2 separate regions of the Homo sapiens genome follow, and region 1 is linked to region 2. A link is a contact called in ENCODE Hi-C or POLR2A ChIA-PET data. All regions are on one chromosome and are shown on one strand. Each heading gives the region's core, a stretch centred on a gene start or an enhancer-like site at or near the end of the contact. The rest is flanking DNA. Distances are from core to core; before and after follow the strand shown. Region 1 has its middle 41 kb from the start of LINC00525. Region 2 overlaps TNS3 (tensin 3).

Region 1 (3,032 bases), core at 359-2,858, 170 kb after region 2:
TGACTTCCAACCCAGAGGGAGAAGGAGAAGGTAATATGCTGAGCAAAGAAATGTGTCTGATGAGAGTATGGTTTCTGTTTATTATATAGACAAGTATGACAGCATTTACATTTGCACATCTTCCTCTGTGATTAAGCATTACATGTTGTCTTCATGTAGCATTGTTGACCAACCTCCATTCAGAATGAAGTTTAGAGAACACATGCGGCTTCTTGAATCTGAGAAAGTGTTACTATGATTGTATTCCAAAGCTCCTACGAGCTTAGCATCGCCCTCAACCTTTGGAGTTGGAGAGAATGTGGAAGTTCTGGGTACACTGTTAAGTACTCCATAATGGCGAATTCCAGCAGTCATAGTGATCACCGAAAGGTCCTAATAGTAAGGCGTAGAAGTGGTGAGAGATTGGAGCCCTTGTGTTGGGGGGCAGGGAACATGAAATAGTGTGTCCACTGTGGAAAACAGTATGGAAGCTTCTCAAAATATGAAAACTAGAATTACCATATGATCTTGTGAGTCCATGCTGGATATACATGCAAAAGAATTGAAATCAGGGACTCAAGCAGATACTTGCATACCTGTGTTCATGGCAGCATTATCCACAGTAGCCAAAGGAGAAACAGCCCAAATGTCCTCCAGCAGATGAATAGATAAGCAAAATGTAGTATATGCATACAATGGAGTGTTATTCACCTTTGAAAAGAAAGGGAATTCTGTCACATGCTATGACACGGATGAACTTTGAGGACATTCTGCTACAGGAAATAGGAAATAGCCAGGCACAAAAGGACAGATACTGCATGATATTTAAGGAACCCAGAATAGGGACCTAGAATAGCTAAATTCATGTGACAGATGTAGAGTGGTCAAATTCATAGAGACAGAAAGTAGCGTGGTGGCTGCCAGGGGCTAGAGGGACGCAGAATGGAGAGTTTGTGTCGAATGGGGACAGACTTTCAATTTTGCACAACGAAAACATTCTGGAGATGAAGCGTGGTGATGATTGCACAATAACGTGAATGTGTTTAGATATCACTGAACTGTATTGTACGCTTACAATGGTTAAAATGGTAAATTTTATGTTAAGTGTATTTTACCACATTTTTTTTTTAAGAAAGAGAAGGTGCAGAAGTTGTACCAGCTCACCTTTCTGTCAGTGAGCCTCTTAGATCAGACAGGCCAAAACTTCTGGAGACGTTCAGGCCACTGGGGTCCCCTTTCCCCAGCTGCCAAGCTGTTTTCTGATTTTCATAGCTGCCCTCAAGGCCTCCTGGCCGATCCTTGAACTTGCTGCGAACTTTATGGAGATTGGTGATTGCCCTGCTTCCTGGTGGCTGGGCTGCTATAAATAATAATAATGCTGATAATGAAAAGAATTGCTCAGGGTGCAGCAGGAGGCTCGCCAGGCTCCCAGACTCACGGGGGGAATGGGGAATGTCATGTCCAGGGGCTGCTTTATGTACTTGGTGTTAATAAATCATAATAATTAGATACTGGTCCAAGTCATTTGAAATTCATTTCTTTCATTCATGCAGCATTGCAGGAAGATGAAGATGCTGGCTGATTGACCTCATTCTTCACGTGCACTCAGGGCTCAGGGCCAGCGCAGGGCTGGGGAAGCTGCTTTCTTCCCACGCCTCCAGGGCCCAGCCTGGCCGTCTCACAACCTGGCCTCCTTCTTGTCTGTGAGCTCACACTCTCTTTCTTCCCCCGCATGCAGATGGTGATGATGGCCAGGACACTGGCCACCTGCCTGCAGCATGCCCAGGGCCTGGGCTTTGAGGCTTGTCTTCCCATCCTGAGTGCTCCACATGCTTTATCTCACTGGACCCTCACAACATGCCTTTGGCAGGTGAGGAGGCTGAGGCTGAAGCTTGGCCTTGAATGTTGGCATGAGTCCTCACCAGCGTGTGTATTTGTCAGGTTAGACTGGGCTCTGCCGTGGTAACGAAACATCTACTAAATCTCAGTGGTTTCACATTGTCCTTGTTTATTTCTCACATATGCAAAATCTTCTGTGGGCCCGTGACTTCACAGGGCAGCTGTCCCTTGTACAGAAATCGAGCCCTGCAGGCTGCTCCTGTCTCCAAGCTTGGCCAGCTCCAGAGAAAGCGACCTTCACCTTCATGGTGGGGGAACGTCCATGGAGGTCTGTCACCCGCATGTTTACACTTCTGCCCAGAAGTGACACACGCACTTCCTCTCATGCCTTTTATCCAGAGCAGCCACAAGCCAATCCCCCTGCGAGGGTCTTGGGGTGTGGAGATCCTGGGCCTCCGTGAGCAGAACTGGAGGTGAGTGAGCTCCAGTGAGGTCTGCAGCTGTGTCTCCTCATCTCAGTGCTGTTGACCTTTGGAGCTGGAGAAATCTTTGCTACGGAGCCTGTCCTGGGAATCGTAGGATGTTTAGCAGCATCCTTGGCCTCTACCCACCAGATGCCAGTGGCACCATCCACTTATGACACCAAAAATGTCTTCCACATTGCCAAATGTCCCTTTGTGGGCAAAACGGCCTTTAGTTGAGAACCCTCGGGGCCTGCACCATGCTGTGTCTATGGATAAGGTGCCCAACGCTCTGAATCTCTTTACTAATTTCGAGTTAATGCTGCCCACTCTACAGAGATGATGTGAGGATGAAATGTCTCTGACTCGTGTGAAAGTGTGCAGCACTGAATCCCAACTCAGTAGGGCCAGGGCCCTGTTTTTGCTTCCCACTGTATTCCCAGTGACTGGCATGGAGGAGGCTCTCAGTGTTGATTGAGATGATGAATGAATGAATGCTCAGTCCTGGCATAGGACAGTGCTGAGTAAGTGGCAGTTCCACCCCCACCCCATGACCTATTTACACACAGATATGGGTTTTTGGGCCTTCATGGAGGCAGGAAGCAAGGGGCAGAACAGGATGGCCCTGTTGCGCTTCTCTACCTGGCCGACAGGTGTCCCCCCGAGCCCCTTCTCACGGGGTACTGCTTCCAGAAAGGCTGTGATGGGGCTGCTTGCTCCCCAACTCTCCTTTTCCCTGGCCACTGGTCAGAG
Region 2 (3,200 bases), core at 305-2,804:
AAAAGATAAACGCGTAGAACAAATGGGTGAGCAGCCAGACCACAGGATCCGTCCTGTAAGGCGGTAACCTTGGCTTGCTGTCCCTCTGACCTTCACCTTCCCAACCTCATGTAAGCAAGATGCTGTCCCTAGTTGTCCCACAGCAAGACAGCTAGGACCAGGAGATAGAAGCACAAAGACACATTTGCAGCAGGGTCTCAATGGGCAAGGCACATGAGAACAAAATCTCTATGTTCTCATTTCAAACACATATCACAATGGTCAATTCTCCTTCAAGGAATGTGTTCTAAGGCAATGACCATGCCTGGAAAGATCTACGTGGAAGGGCAGGGTACAGAATTATGCACAACAAAAAAGGCTGGAAGCAGTTTTAATAGCCAGCAACTGGGCTCTGGTCATTTTATGGTACTAACATAGAATGGGATTCGAATACTATGAAGTCACTAAAAATAATAATCACATCCATATTCACTTATATGGAAAACGCCCATGGGATATTAACAAAGTTACAAAACAAAACAGACCTAAGTTTTGGTCATTCCTAAACAGTCTTACCCCACTCCTGAGGAGTCATGCCACCCCAAAGAGACAGAATTTTGCTGTGGAGTGACTGAGCACATCTCCCAAGTCTGCACCCAGCCAAGGAACATGAGCTCACTCAGAAAAAGGGCAAGGAGGGGCTCAGCCTCTTGGGAGCCTGGGTGAATAGCATTCACCAGACCTGTGGGAAGCGCCAGGAAGATCTTCCTAAAACACCCGGTTCCTTCAGGAAGCATCTCCTCGGAGTGCCCCTGCTTCTTTCTCAAATGGGCAAGGTGGGCTCCCTGCTGCACAGAGGGCAGACAAGCTCTAGCACCTGAGCTCCCGGGCAGAAGGCTGGCCTGGTGTCCACTTCCTGCCGCTGGACTCGGGAACTGAGCAAAAGCAGGTGGCTAGACCCTGGGCACGTCCTGAAGGTGGAGGCCCAGTGGGGCACAGCCATGGACTGGATGGTTCTGTCTCACTCCAGGTGTTTCCTTAAGCAAATGGGGAGACCACGGAGGAGGTGGGTGAGGGCACAAAACGTCATGTGGCTGGAGCCCTGGGTGTGGCCACCTCAGGCCAAAGGGAAGGAGCTAGAGTTCCAGCATAGCCACCAGGAGCAGGGGAGCCTTTGGCTGGGTCAGGGTTCAAAACTACAGGCAAGGAGACCCCCAGTGGAATAATTCATGCCTTGGGGAGCACTTTGAAAAGTCATTGGACAGTCTACAATGAGAACTACGAAAACATTCGCACTGCAGACCCTGCTCTTTCCACACCTGTGAATCTCAACTCAGTAAGTGTCCACAGACAGGAGAGAAACAACACCCCACACAGGCAAAGTTAAGTCAGCAGACCAAGGTTCACACTGTGCACATGTGTGTTAGATAAGTAGAGAGTAAGAAGTGTGCAAATTCATGGAATGGAAGTATGGCTGTTATCACCCTAAATTCTTGCACTTGCAGAGACTGAAATAACAGGGAATGACGTCTGCTAAGGCACAGCTGGAGCGGGGCAGGGGTGGGGTGGAGAGGGAGGCTACAAAACCGTGTGTCCACCGGGAGCGATCCTTGGCCTCTCTGCAAATGCACTTCTTGTGTTGGAGTGCTTTTACAAGGAAAATGGAAACATTTAAACAGACATTGAAAAGGGGCGGCATTCTTACCCACCATATTTATCTGCATAAACCTCCCCACGCCCATCACATTCTTCTGGCACACCTAATTCATTTCTTTTTTTTTCATTATTTTTCTCCTGAGGCTATTTTGGCTGCAAGATAGATTCTAACAGAATAACAGGGATTTAACAAATAAAAGGAATGCTTAGGGATGCGTTAACAGTAATCTTGCCAAGCCAGGAAGCCGTCTAGAGCTTGGCACATGAGTGAAGGCGAGAAACAATTTGCCTGGAGAAACAAGAAGAAAAATAACAACAAAAAATCACTCTCTGCCTCCGTTGCAGAAATCAACAAGACACACACAGGCAGACAGACCTCGTTTTATTGTGCTTTGCTTTATTGAACTTTGCAGATACTCAGTTTTTTTTAACAAACTAAAGGTTTGTGGCAACCCCACGTCAGTGCCATTTTCCCAAAAGCATGAGCTCACTTCTGGTCCCTGTGTCACATTTTGGAAGCTCTCACCATATTTCAAACTTTTTCATTATTATTATATCTTTCATGGTTATTTGTGATCTGTGCTCTTTGATGTTACTATTGTAATTGTTTTGGGGTGCCATGAACCAAATCCATATAAGACTGCGAACTCAATGGATAAACGTTCTGTGTGTTCTGATGCTCTGGACTGCTCTTTCCCTCTCCTCGGACCTCCATATTCCCTGAGACACAACAACACTGAAATCAGGCCAATTAATAACCAGTAGTGTTGAAGTGAAAGGAAGAGTCACATCTCTTAAAAGCTAGAAATGAGTCAGCTTAGTGGGGAAGGCATGTGCTCAGACAGGCTAAAAGCCAGGCCTCTCATGCCAAACAGTTAGCCAAGGTGCAAATGCAAATGAAAAGTTCTTGAAGGAAATTAAAAGTGCTGCTCCAGTAAACACACCAATGATAAGAAAGCAAAACAGCCTTTTTGCTGTTACAAAGAAAGTTTGAATGGTCTGGATTAGAAGATCAAACCAGCCACCACATTCCCTTAAGCCAAAGCCTAATCCAGAGCAAGGCCCTAACTCTCTTCAATTCTATGCAGACTCAGCAAGGTGAGGAAGCGGCAGGAGAAAAGTTTGAAGCTAGCAGAGGTTGGCTCAAGAGGTTTAGGTAAACAAGCCGTCTCCATAACATAGCAGAGTAAGGTGAAGCAGCAAGTACTAATGTAGAAGCTGCCGCAAGTTATTCAGAAGATCTAGCTAAGACCATTGATGAAGGTGGCTACACTAAACAACAGATTTCAATGCAGACAAAATCAGCCTTCTATTAGAAGATGCCACCTAGGACTTTCATAGCCAGAGAGGAGAAGTCAATGTCAAGCTTCAAAGCTTCGAAGCACAGGCTAACTGTCTTGTGAGGGGCTAAGGCAACTAATGCCTGGAAGTTGAAGCAAATGCTCATTTACCATTCTGAAGATTCCAGAGTCCTGAAGAATTATGCAAAATCTATCCTCCCTGTGCTCTATAAATAGAACAGTAAAGCCTGGATGACAGAACTTCTGCATACAACATGGTTTATT

The links. Hi-C counts contacts between places; a loop is a spot of excess contacts on that map. ChIA-PET counts read pairs that join two places held with the same protein, here RNA polymerase II (POLR2A). Pooled maps may share reads with other maps.
Region 1: a pooled map shows a loop between it and region 2 (3-fold over the local background). The contact joins two enhancer-like sites. A Hi-C loop is called at or near these places in 4 of 37 single-sample maps with no recorded cell type and 4 of 50 pooled maps. POLR2A ChIA-PET finds 5 or more read pairs at or near these places in 3 of 52 experiments (HepG2, OCI-LY7 and WTC11).

Annotation. Positions count from the first base shown.
Region 1 is chr7:47,718,888-47,721,919 of GRCh38, forward strand. No RefSeq gene overlaps it. Among named protein-coding and RNA genes, the nearest start is that of LINC00525, 41 kb to the right of the region's middle. Within about 2 kb of position 1,609, at least 3 of the 41 ENCODE cell types and tissues checked have a DNase peak (open chromatin) inside an H3K27ac peak, as active enhancers do.
Region 2 is chr7:47,550,362-47,553,561 of GRCh38, forward strand. All of the region lies in intron 1 of TNS3 (tensin 3), which reads right to left. Among named protein-coding and RNA genes, the nearest start is that of TNS3, 30 kb to the right of the region's middle. Within about 2 kb of position 1,555, at least 4 of the 41 ENCODE cell types and tissues checked have a DNase peak (open chromatin) inside an H3K27ac peak, as active enhancers do.